Regions from separate parts of the Homo sapiens genome. Here region 1 is linked to region 2. A link is a contact called in ENCODE Hi-C or POLR2A ChIA-PET data. All regions are on one chromosome and are shown on one strand. Each heading gives the region's core, a stretch centred on a gene start or an enhancer-like site at or near the end of the contact. The rest is flanking DNA. Distances are from core to core; before and after follow the strand shown.

Region 1 (6,552 bases), core at 3,567-6,066, 120 kb before region 2:
GAATGAAAGGGACAATTAAGCCAGCGAGAGGCCAGGGACAGGGACAGCAGACAGAGCTCCTCCGGGTGGGTGGCCACAGCAGGCAGGTGATCCCCGGGAATGACTCAGCCTCCTGGAGGGTGAATGGTTCTGCCTGCAAGCCCCCTGGACATGTAAATTTTTTTTTTTTTTTTTTTGAGATGGAGTCCTGCTCTGTCACCAGGCTGGAGTACAGTGACACGATCTCGGCTCACTGCAACCTCCGCCTTCCAAGTTCAAGCGATTCTCCTGCCTCAGACTCCTGATTAGCTGGGACTACAGGTGCCTGTCGTCACGCCCAACTGATTTTTGTATTTTTAGTAGACATAGGGTTTCACCATGTTGGCCAGGCTGGTCTCAAACTCCTGACCTCAGGTGATCTGCCTGCCTCAGCCTCCCAAAGTGCTGGAATTCCAGGCATGAGCCACCGTGCCCAGCAGACATGCAACTCTTAAAGGCCCAACTTCCCAGCCCTCCTGCCTCCCTCCTCCATGGACTACTGGGTCCTGGTTCCTTCTCTGTCCCTGCATTCCTGCCCACCTCAGGCCTTCTCCTCTCCCTGTGGGCCCTCGACTCAGCCTCCTCCAGGTCTTCTCCGCTGCCCCTCCTCTGCTCCCAGCCCTCCTGTGGCACCTCAGTGCCCTCAGGTCAAAGCCTAGGCCAGTGCCTCCTCCTCTGGCCTCCTTGCTGCAGACACCAGCTCCAGGCACGCCCATTTTCCACTCTCTGAGTGCCTTTCCCATCTCCTCCTTCCACCTCGACACAGGTCAGATATCACCCTCTTTTTTTTAATTTTTTTTGAGATGGAGTCTTGCTCTGTTGCCCAGGCTATAGTGTAGTGGTGTGATCTCAGCTCACTGCAACCTCCGCCTTCCTGGGTTCAAGCTATTCTCCTGCCTCAGCCTCCCTAGTAGCTAGCACTACAGGTGCATGCCACCATGCCTGGCTAATTTTTGTATTTTTAGTAGAGACGAGGTTTCACTGTGTTAGCCAGGATGGTCTCGGTCTCCTGACCTCATGATCCGCCCACCTCGGCCTCCCAAAGTGCTGGGATTACAGGCATGAGCCACCGCTCCCAGCACAGATGTCACCCTCTAAATGCAGACCTTCTAGACCAATAGCCTCCTTGCCCCAGGAGATGGGGCCACAGCCTCCTTAAACCTCTGAATTCCCTCTGTCCATCCCCCTCCAATCCCAGGAAAGGGCCTGGCACCAGGAGGGGAGCCACCCGTACAGAAACTCTATGCCAAGAACATGCATGATCCTAGACTTCTCCCAGAACCTCAGGAAGTGAGTAGTGAAAGGACCACTTCATGCTCCAAGAAATGGAGGCCCAGAGAGGTTAATATAGTCCCCTAAGGTCACACAGCAGCCATCATAGTTTTCATTAAACACAAGTGCAGCCGGGCATGGTGCCTCATGCCTCTTGTCCTCACCTTTTTCAAGTCTTTGTTCCAAATGTCACCCCTTATCATGAGGGCTACCCTACAGCATCCTGTTTACAGCTAGACCCCCTGCACCCTCTTCCCCTGCTCTGCCTACCATCACACCTGTCACTCACTCCTGAGCTACTCTACAGTTGACATATGACATTGATGGTTTATTGACCATCTTCTCCGCTTGCATGTAAGCTCCATGAGCCTGGGAATTTAAAAAAATCTGGTGTTTTTTTCTTTTGTTATTGTTCTGTCTTGTTTGCCAATGTACCTAAAGTACTCTCAGCAGAGCCTGGCAGCAGGGAGGTGCTTGTCAATATTTATTGAAGGACCCAGGCAGGAGGATCGCTTGAAGCCAGGAATTCAAGACCAGCCTGGGCAGGCTGGGCACTGTGGCTCAAGCCTGTAATCCCAGCACTTTGGGAGGCTGAGGTGGGCGGATCACCTGAGGTCAGGAGTTCAAGACCAGCCTGGCCAACATGGTGAAACCCCATCTCTACTAAAAATACAAAAATTAGCTGGGCACGGTGGTGGGCGCCTGTAATCTCAGCTACTCGGGAGGCTGAGGCAGGAGAATCGCTTGAACCCGGGAGGCAGAGGTTGCAGTGTCCTGAGATCACATCACTGCACTCCAGCCTGGGGACAGAGCGAAACTCCATCTCAAAATAAATAAATAAATAAATAAATAAATTAGCCAGGCATGGTGGCCTGTACCTGTAGTCACAGCTGCTCAGGAAGCTGAGGTGGGAAGATCACTTGAGCCCAGAGTTCAAGGCTACAGGGAGCTATGATCTCACCACTGCGTGCTCCAGCCTGGGTGACAAAGCAAGACCTCATCTCTAAAAATAATAATAGGCCAGGTGTGGTGGCTCATGCCTATAATCCCAGCACTTTGGGAGGCTGAGGTGGGCGGATCACCTGAGGTCAGGAGATCGAGACCATCCTGGCTAACATGGTGAAACCCCGTCTCTACTAAAAATACAAAAAATTAGCCGGGCGTGGTGGCGGGCGCCTGTAGTCCCAGCTACTCGGGAGGCTCAGGCAGGAGAATCTTGAACCTGGGAGGCAGAGGTTGCAGTGAGCCGAGATCGCGCCACTGCACTCCAGCCTGGGGAACAGAGTGAGACTCTGTCTCAGAAAAAAAAAACAAAAACAAAAACGGAAAACAAAAACCAGCAAAAACCAGAGTCACTCTCCCTTCTGGGTGTTTGTCCAAGAGAAATGGAAGCCTATATGTTCAAACCAACATCTACACTTGACCCTCATCTACACTCATGTTTATAGCCACTGTACTCATAATTGCCAAACCCTGGGAACAGCTCAAACGTCCTTGCATGGGTAAGTGGATAAACAGCAGTATTCTGTGCCATGCGATACTACTCAGCGATGAAAAAGAACTGGCCGGGCTCGGTGGCTCACGCCTGTAATCCCAGTACTTTGGGAGGCTGACGCAGGCAAATCACCTGAGGTCAGGAGTTTGAGACCAGCCTGGCCAACATGGCGAAACCCCGTCTCTAATAAAATACAAAAATTAGCTGGGTATGGTGGTGCACGCCTGTAATCCCAGCTTTTTGGGAGGCTGAGGCAGGAGAATCACTTGAACCTGGGAGGTGGAGGTTGCAGTGAGCCCAGATCGCGCCATTGCACTCCAGCCTGGGCAACAAGAGTGAAACTCCGCCTCAGAAAAAAAAAAAAAAAGAACAAACCGGCGGTTCCCACAGCCACAGGGAAGGCTCTCCCAGGCATTGCACTGAGTGAAAGAGCCAGACTTGGAAGGTAAACTCTGTGTAATTCCATCTCTGTGACTGTGGTTGGCCAAATCACAGCCTCCAATGATGTTGTCGTCCTAATCCTTGAAATCTGAGACTGTGTTCCACAAATGGCCAAACGGACTTTGCAGATGTGATTAACAATCTTGACGAGGTGGCTCATGCCTCTAATCCCAGCACTTTAGGAAGCCGAGACAGGTGGATCACTTGACATCAGGAGTTTGAGACCAGCCTCGGCAACATGGCGAAACCCCATCTCTACTAAAAATACAAAATTAGCCAGGCGTGGTGGCGCATGCTTATAATCCCAGCTACTCAGGAGCCTGAGGCAGGAGAATCACTTTAACCTGGGAGGCGGAGGTCATGGTGAGCTGGGATCATGTCACTGCACTCCAGCCTGGGTGACAGAGTGAGTCTGTGTCTCAGAACAAAAAACCAATCTTGAGGCCAGGCATGGTGGCTCATGCCTGTAATCCCAACACTTTGGGAGGCCTAGATGGGAGGACTGCTTGAGGCCAGGAGTTCAAGACCAGCCTGGGCTACACAGAGTGAGAACCCAATCTCTTTAAAAAATAAGAAAAAAAAGAAAGAAAACTCCTGGGCTCAAGCGATCCTCCCACCTCAGCCTCCTAAAGTGCTGGGATTACAGATAGATGTCACTGAATCCAGTGAGTTACAATTTTAGATAAAAATTTATCTAAAATTTATCATATATATATATATATATATATATATATATATATATGTTTTTTTTTTTTTTTTTTTTTGAGACGGAGTCTCTCTCTGTCGCCCAGGCTGGAGTGCAGTGGCGCGATCTTGGCTCACTGCAAGCTCCGCCTCCTGGATTCACGCCATTCTGCTGCCTCAGCCTCCTGAGTAGCTGGGACTACAGGCGCCCGCCACCACGCCCTGCTAATTTTTTGTATTTTTAGTAGAGACAGGGTTTCACCATGTTACCCAGGATGGTCTCGATCTCCTGACCTTGTGATCTGCCTGCCTCAGCCTCCTAAAGTGCTGGGATTACAGGCGTGAGCCACCACGCCCAGCCTAAAATTTATCTAACATTTAATCTAAAATTTGTCATTTATCTAAATGCTAAATGCTGCTAGAACGGTGGCGTCAGGGAGGCCCCTCTGGGAACTCGACATCTGAGCAAAGACTGAAGGTAGCGAGAGAGGGAGCGGTGTGTGGGGACCAGAAGGAAGAGTGAGCGCAAAGAAGTGAGTGGTGGGCTGCTGGGATTCTGGGGCCTGAGTGGGACTGGAGCTGGGGGGCCCTGAGCGGCCCACCCTTCCAGGAATGCGATCGGACAGCAGGAGGGATTTCTCAGCAGCCCTGGCGGTGCCGCTGACTCACTGCCAGCGTCTGTGATCAACTCGCCTTTGGAGAGAGAGCATTGCCAAGACTCCCCCACCACCAGCCTGAGCTGGGTTCAATGCGCTTCACTCCCAGGACGCGCCAAGCAGTGTCCCGGCGCCCTGCCCTGCCTCTGTCCGGGCTGTTCTCCCCGCCAGGCTCTCCCTCACTTGGAGCCCATCTGGGCAGGCGTCCCCAGCTCAACCTCTCAGCAGGATGACTCACCCTTGGCCGTGGCGCAGAGATACTCTCTTGGCAGGAGTGTGACTGGCATAACCTCTTAGGGAGATCGTTTGGGAACATTTACAGGATTCAAGGCCAGCTCCTTCTCTGTCTTCAGGGCTTGGGTCTTCCCTGACCACCTTGGCTAAAGCAAGAGACCTCCCACCCCGTGCACATTACTGCCCATCTCCGCATCCTGCTGGCCTCCTTTGCGGCCCTTTTTAATACTTTTTTTTTTTTTTTTTGAGATGGAGTCTCACTCTGTTGCACAGGCTGGAATGCAGTGGCTTGATCTTGGCTCACTGCACCCTCGACCTCCACCCTCCGGCTCCTGGGCTCAAACGATCCTCCCACCTCAGTTTCCCCAGTAGCTGGGACTACAGGTGTGTGCCACCACACTCAGCTAATTCTTAAATTTTTTGTAGAGACAGGGGTCTCGCTATGTTGCCCAGACTGGTCTTGAACTCCTGGGCTCGTGGGATTCTCCTGCCTTGGCCTCCCAAAGTGCTGGGATTACAGGCATAAGCCACCGTGCCCTGCTTATTTTTATTTTTTGGATACAGGGCCTTGCTCTGTTGCTCAGGCTGGAGTGCAGTGATGCGGTCACAGCTTACTGCAGCCTCAGTCTCCTAGGCTCAAGTGATTTTCCTGCCTCAGCCTAGCCTCCTGAGTAGCTGGGACTACAGGCATACACCACCACACCTGGCTAATGTTTACATTTTTTGTAGAGATAGAGTCTCACCACATTGCTCAGGTTGGTCTTGAACTCCTCAGCTCAAGCGACCCTCCCACTTCAGCCTCCCAGAGTGCTGGGGTTACAGGCGTGAGCCACCGCACCTGGTCTGTTGCCTTCTTTAAATCTGCCTTCCTCACTAGCAGGAGAGCTGGGAAGTGGCAGAATTTTTCCCTGTGCTATGTCCTTCCTACCTTCAAAGCCAATGTCCGACACACGGGTAACACTGTGTTCTTTTTTTGTTGTTGTTGAGACAGAGTCTCGCTCTGTCGCCCAGGCATGATCTTAGTTCACTGCAACCTCTGCCTTCTGGGTTCAAGCGATTCTCCTGCCTCAGACTCCTGAGTAGCTGAGATTACAGGCGTGCACCACCACGCCTGGCTAATTTTTGTATTTTTAGTAGAGACGGGATTTCTCCATGTTGGTCAGGCTGGTCTCAAACTCCTGACCTCGTGATCTGCCCGCCTCAGCCTCCCAAAGTGCTGGGATTACAAGTGTGAGCCACCGTGCCTGGTTAAATACTGTGTTCTATTTGCCAGATCCCCGAATGAACCTGACCCCCTAGAAACATAAGGAATAGACAGATGCCCTTGAGGAAGCGCGCAGTGAAATATATCCCAGGGCGATCATGGCAATGATGTTCCAAGAGAGGCCAGAAACAACAGGGGACGGGGTAAATGAGTCTGGACCTGGAAAAACGCTGGAATTCAGCCACTCAAAAGGAGTTTACATCTTGACAGGGACTTGGGTTATACATGCATCTCTGCATCTCTCCCTCTCCCTCTCTTTTTTTTTAAAACAGAGTCTTGCTCTATCGCCCAGGTTGGAGTGCAGTGACACAATCACGGCTCACTGCAACTAGCACCTCCCAGGTTCAAGTGATTCTCATGTCTCAACTTCCCAAGAAGCTGGGATTACAGGTGTGTGCCAACACGTCCCTCTAATTTTTTTTTTTTTTGACAGAGTCTCACTGTGTCACCAAAGCCGGAGTGCAGTGACACAATTTTGGCTCACTGCA
Region 2 (6,234 bases), core at 2,582-5,081:
GGTCCCGCTCTGTTGCCCAGGACGGAGTGCAGTGATGCCATAATGGCTCACTGCAGCCTCAACCTCCTGGGCTCAAGTGATCCTCTCACCTCAGCCTCCCAAGTAGTTGGGACTATGGGTAAGCACCATCACATCTGGCTTTTAAAATTTTTTTGTAGAGACAGGGTCTCACTTTATTGCCCAGGCTGGTCTGGAACTCCTGGTCTCAAGCGATCCTTCTGCATCAGCTTTCCAAAGTGCTGGGATTACAGGCATCAGCCACTGTGCCAGCCTGACCATTCAAACTTGATACAACCAAAGCCAAGCTCCTAATTGCCACCTGCAACTGCTCTCTCTCCACCTCAGGCCCCAAAATTCAGAACTCATTCTTGGTCCTCATGCCCAGCACCTATGCTGACTACAGTAAAAATGCTCACTTCCAGGGCCAGGCGCGGTGGCTCGCACCTGTAATCCCAGCACTTTGGGAGGCCGAGGAGGGCAGACTGCCTGAGGTCAGGAGCGAGACCACCCTGGCCAACATGATGAAACCCCGCCTCTACTAAAAATGCAAAAATTAGTCGGGCGTGCTGGTGGGTGGCTGTAATCCCAGCTACTTAGGAGGCTGAGGCAGGAGAATCGCTTGAACCCAGGAGTCAGAGGTTGCAGTGAGCCGAGATCGCACCATTGCGCTCCGGCCTGGGCGACAAAAGCGAGACTCTGTCTCATCTAAAAAAAAAAGCTCACTTCCAACCCCCTTCTCATGATGTCTATTGCTGTCACACTACTACTGATGTCATCCTTCCCCTGAATACCGTAAGTCTCCCCACAGGATTCTTTCCTCCGACCCTTACCTCTCTGCAATTGATATTTAAGGACAGCAGCCAGAGGGACCACTTTAAAACAGAAGTCAGACCCTGTCTTTCCTCTGCCTGAAACCCTCCAACGTCTCCCAATTAAAAGCTGGAGTCCTTACAGTGGCCGACAAGGCTCTGAACAATGTCTTCTCTGTGCCCGCTCCCCAAATTGTGTCATTCTCCCTTTTGTTCATTCTGCTCCAGACAGACTGGACACTCCCGCTTCACTTGAAACTCTTCAAACATGCCAAGCTCACCCCAGGGCCTTTGAACTTGTGTTTTTCCTTGCCTGCAAATTCTTTTACAGGGTTCACTGCCCCACTACCTGTGAGTATCTATGCAAATGGCATTTTATGACAGAATACTTTCCTAACCACACTGTTTAAAAATAGCACCCCACTCCTGGAGCACCCTAACCCTCTTCCCCTACTTCATTGGATTTTTTCCAGGATAGTTAACACCTTTGGACATGGTACACATTTACTTAGTTTCATCTCGTTCCCTTCCCCCACTAGTGTGTAAGTTGATGGAGCCAGAGACCTTTTGCTTGCTGCTAAATCCTCTGCATCTAGAACAGTACTGAAACATAGTAAAAATAATTTCATGGAAACAGACAGCCCCAGCTATCAGCCAAGTACTGCTCTAAGTGCTCTTCATATACCGTATCATTGTACTTACAAGTCTACCTGATCAGAAGATGTTTTAGCTTTGAAGCAAAAAACAAATAAACAGGCTGGACACAGTGCCTCATGCCTATAATCCCAGCATTTTGGGGGCGAAGGTGGGCAGATCACTTGAGCTCAGGAGTTCAAGACCAGCCTGGCCAACATAATGAGACTCCATTTCTACTAAAAATACAAAAATTACTGGGCATGGTGGTGTGCACTTGTGATCCCAGCTACTCGGGAGGCTGAGGCAGGAGAATCACTTGAACCTGGGAGGCAGAGGTTGCAGTGAGCCAAGATCACGCCACTGCACTCCAGCCTGGGCAATGGGAGTGAAACCATGACTCAAAAACAAAACAAACAGCCACAACCAAAAACAGTTCCTGAATAGTAACAGAAAATACATACCTCATATTACAACCAGGTGCTATTCTAGGCACTATATGTTATTTCATTTGACCTCATGCCAGCCCCATCAGATAAGTTCTATAACTCACTATGTTACCAAAGAGAAAAGTGAAGAACATAAACCATATCCTCATAATCTAAAACAGTACCTAACATGTAATGACACTGATCATAATAGCTAAATTGTATAAAACTATGTGACAAGTACTTTTCTAAAAACTGAAGGAGGCCGGGTGTGGTGGCTCACGCTTGTAATCCCATGACTTTGGGTGCCCGAGGCGTGCGGATCAATCACTCGAGGTCAGGAGTTTGAGACCAGCCTAGCCAACAAGGCGAAACCTTGTCTCTACTAAAAATACAAAAAATTGGCCAGATGCGGTGGCTCACGCCTGTAATCTCAGCACTTTGGGAAGCCGAGGCAGGCGGATCACGAGGTCAGGAGTTCACCACCAGCCTGATCAACATTGTGAAACCCCGTCCCTACTAAGAATACAAAAATTAGCCGGGCGTGGTGGCGCGCACCTGTAATCTCAGCTACTTGGCTGAGGCAGGAGAATCGCTTGAACCTGGGAGGCAGAGGTTGCAGTGAGCTGAGATCATGCCATTGCCCTCCAGTCTAAGCGACAGAGCAAGACTTCATCTCAAAAAAAAACCAAAAAACAAAAAATTAGAAGGGCCTGGTGGCAGGCGCCTATAGCCCCAGCTACTTGGGAGGCTGAGGCAGGAGAATCCCTTGAACCTGGGAAGGGGAGGTTGCAGTGAGCCAAGATCGCACCACTGCACTCCAGCCTGGACAACAGAGCGAGACTCCATCTCAAAAAAAAAAAAAAAAAAAATGGGCCAGGCACGGTGGCTCACGCTTGTAATCCCAGCACTTTGGGAGGCAGAGGTTGCAGTGAGCCGAGGCTGCGCCACTGCACTCCAGCCTGGGTGACAGAGCGAGACTACGTCTCAAAAAAAAAAAAAAAAAAAAGAACATGAGGAGGTGTTGGGAGTTATGGACACAGGGGATGGGTCAGATGTGTTTCAGAGTATGCAGAGCAGGCTCCTGGGACCATACTTACCCGAACTCGGTTGATGCCACCATAGTGGGGCACCATGGCCAGCTCCAGCTGAGGTTTCCGCTCTTCTTCATCCTCTTCATCTTCCTCCTCTTCTTCTTCATCACTGCCCTCTGAGGGTGGGGGCTTTGTCCCATGCAGATTGTGCATCCGAAGCATCATCAGTCTGGGAGAAATTGTGGGGTGAGTTAGGCACTAGATTCCAGGATTCTTAGGAAGGAGAGAGGCTGGAAACCCAGACTCCTGGATCTGCGAGAGGCAGAAACTGGAAGCCCTAACTCCTGGGTGCTGAGGAAGGGGCTGGAAACTGAGCCTCCTGGTCCTGGAAAAGCCTCGGGTCTTACCTGTTGCTCTGGGCGCTCTCAGCCTGGGTCCCAGCACACAAGTAAAGTGTAAGAGGAAGCTCTGTCCGGTTGTCTCCCAGGTGATCCCGGACTATGTCAAAGCTGAGACAGGGGGCGCCTGGGGATGGAAGGCGGGGTTTACGAGTTAAGACGGGACAGTAAGAGCTCAGTCCCCACCTCCCTCATGGATCAACCGCCTCCGGTATGAAATCACTTCTCTTAGACCCCAGCCTTCTCTTCCCGAGCACCTCTCAGGTTAAAGGCTCGGGATCAGCCACCTCAGGACCCTGGAGTCCGGACTCAGCCCTACCAGTCTGCGCTCGGTGGTAGAGCACATAGGCCTCCTCGTCCATGACCAGCTCCTCCCCTTCGCGTAGCGGCGGCCCCCGGCCGGGCAGGTAGACCTGGGCCGGGCCCTCGGAACTTGTGTCGCCGGACTCGGCTTCCATGGGTTCCCCGGTTTCACACGTGCGCCGCCGACCCTTGCGCGCCGCCATCTTCGAACCCTCTCGCTGCTGACACCCGGTAAGAGCGTCACTTCCGGGTTTCGCTTTCCGCCTAATGAGATCCGCCCTACTGCGCGGTTACCTTGGAAACTCCTGGGACCGCTAATCGGAGAGGGTGCGGAAACGCTGGAGGAGAACTCAGGTAATGGCGCCAGCGAAAGAAGCCTGCGGATACGGAGAAACTGCATCTTCGCGTGACTTTGGGCGCTGTTCCTCGCGGTAGTGGCAAGGCCTTCTGGGAGTTGTAGTTCTACGGGAGGCTTGTTTTCCCCATTGTCCAGTTTGATTCCGAGAGCGTTCTTTCCAGTTAATTAATTATTCATATATGCAAATTTGCTCTTTCACTGGCAAGGAGACTGAGTTTCTACTCCCCGAGGACCCATAAGGCCGGTTTCTTTTCCTCTCTCTGTTGTGATGGCTTTCATTTGTTTCAAAAATGCTTTCTTGTAGACAGGATGGATATTATCTGTAAGTTAGGCGGTTCAATCTACCCTCTAGGGGCAGTCAATTGCCTAACCAGACATTCACATTTCAGCTCTGGTCAGCGAGCACTTAATCAGAAAGTCCACCCTCTGGAGGCAGCTATTACAAGTGCTTCGTCTCTCTTTATCGCCCATCAGCACCAGCGGTTTGGCTAATTGACATAATGAAATGTTAGAAATAGATTCTCATTGGTGAGATTAACAGCATTCAAGATAATGCGGATTGGCTGGGATATGTCAGACACTCTCCTAGCTTGCATGAACAGGATATTGAGAATGTAGCAAGCCTTGGTACCTATAGCCATAGGAAATAAAACCATACCTTTGATCTTAATATGTTTTGTCTCCGGGATCTATCTCACCACTCTCTTGGGGTCTCTTATCTGCCCCAGTACCCTCTCGACTTTCTTTTCAGGGTCTCTTCCCACCTCCTCTTTCTTGGTCTTTGTCTCCCCAGGCACCTCCTTTCAGAGTCTCTGTTCTCTCTCTAATTCTGTCTCCTCTTCCCCTGTGGGACTTTTGTGTTTCTGTTTCCTCCAGAGAATTTGAGGGGGGCTAACAGATACGGAGCTTAGGCTTGGACTGAGGAGGCATAAAAACATGGTTTATTCCAAACACTGCAATGTGGAATAAGAGAGTGGGAAGGGAAGTTGGTGGAGAAGTGTGGACTCCCAGACCCTCCCCTCCGCAACCCAGCCCCAGACCCGGCTGGAGATCTGGGCAGAGGAGGCTTTTTGGAGGTCTGCTGGGTCATCACTGAAGGGTCGCAAATAAGGGTTGGATTTGGAGAGGATGTGCTTGGTGGCAAGTGGGGTGGTCCGGAGGTGCGGCAGGGTGGGAAGTTTTGGCTTCAGGGAGGTTGGGTTCATCGCGGTGCAAGGGAAGGCGGGGCTTCCGTTGGGGACGTGTCCTAGGTCAGAGTAGGGAAAAGCGACCGAGGGTGGAAGAGGAGGAGGGGGTGTCACGGTTTGATGTCAAGGGTCACAGTCTGGTCGGGGCACAGTCTGGGGTTCGGGTCACAGTTTGGGGTCAGGGGTCACAGTCTGGAGTCGGATGACCATTTTAGGAGTCGGATGTCACAGTCTGGGTCAGGGGTTTCTGTGTGGCGGGGCCAAGGTCTGGGGTCACAGTTTGGCGAACGCGTCTCACAGTTTTGAGTCCCAATGGATGAAAGGTTAAAAACGGGCTTCCCCGGAGGCGCGGCTGGGGCCGGGGAGCTGCACAGTGATGTGGGGGCCACGGCCCCGGGCGTGGAGGTGGGACGCGGGAGTGGCGTGAACCCCCCACCTCCCGCCCCATCTGGTGACGTTAAAAAGCCCTTGTCGGGTTTAAAAAAAAGTCCGGTGGGCTCCAAGGCCCCCGCCCCCTCGTTCTCAGGCTGGGTGATAGTTGAGGGACCAAATCCTCTCCGGCTTGCGGTTCCTCCAGAACCAGGGGGCGCAGGACGCTGCTCCAGGCGGGGTCCGGCCAGTTCCACTGCTTTCCTTCCCAACCCACGCGGGTCCTGTCCACTGCGGGCGCCCCCTCGGGCCGTGGCCTGCGCTGACCAAGGGGGCGGTGGGGCCCCCGGGGCCGCGTCATACCTCGGACTCGAGGCTAGAGAAGTGCGCCGAGCCCCTGCGGGTGCCCAGGTCCCCGCCCCGGTGTCTCCGGTGGGAAGCTGTGGGCAGCGGCGGCCCCCAGTGCGCGGCGTGCGGACACCTGCGAGCGTGGCGGGAGGGCCCGGTAAGCCTGCGCGCAGGGGCGGCGCGAGGGCACGAGCTGAGGTCCTCGAGCGAGCGCGAGGTGGGCGCGGGCGGCGGGAGGTCCCAGCCCCCAGCGGCGCGCCGGTGCCTGTGGTGGTGGGGCGCGGCGGCGGCGGGCGTGCGGTGCGAGGCCCGCGGGCGGTGCGGGTGCGACCGCGGGCACCCGCAGCGGGCCCGGCGTCGGGGCAGG

What was found. Hi-C counts contacts between places; a loop is a spot of excess contacts on that map. ChIA-PET counts read pairs that join two places held with the same protein, here RNA polymerase II (POLR2A). Pooled maps may share reads with other maps.
Region 1: a pooled map shows a loop between it and region 2 (2.0-fold over the local background). The contact joins the enhancer-like site here to the promoter of GRWD1 in region 2. A Hi-C loop is called at or near these places in 3 of 50 pooled maps. POLR2A ChIA-PET finds 5 or more read pairs at or near these places in 7 of 52 experiments (BJ, CD4-positive, alpha-beta T cell, Caco-2 and 4 more).

Annotation. Positions count from the first base shown.
Region 1 is chr19:48,566,780-48,573,331 of GRCh38, reverse strand. All of the region lies in intron 1 of SULT2B1 (sulfotransferase family 2B member 1), which reads right to left. Among named protein-coding and RNA genes, the nearest start is that of SULT2B1, 18 kb to the right of the region's middle. Within about 2 kb of position 4,816, at least 18 of the 41 ENCODE cell types and tissues checked have a DNase peak (open chromatin) inside an H3K27ac peak, as active enhancers do; they include Panc1, where a contact is called at or near this core.
Region 2 is chr19:48,443,580-48,449,813 of GRCh38, reverse strand. GRWD1 (glutamate rich WD repeat containing 1) reads right to left here and starts at 3,831. Exons shown (of 7, transcript NM_031485.4): 1 at 3,622-3,831; 2 at 3,312-3,429; 3 at 2,971-3,133. The coding sequence starts at 3,808. GRIN2D (glutamate ionotropic receptor NMDA type subunit 2D) reads right to left here. Exons shown (of 14, transcript NM_000836.4): 14 at 4,883-6,234. The coding sequence ends at 5,877. RefSeq lists enhancers at 3,751-3,840, 4,001-4,080, 5,253-5,944.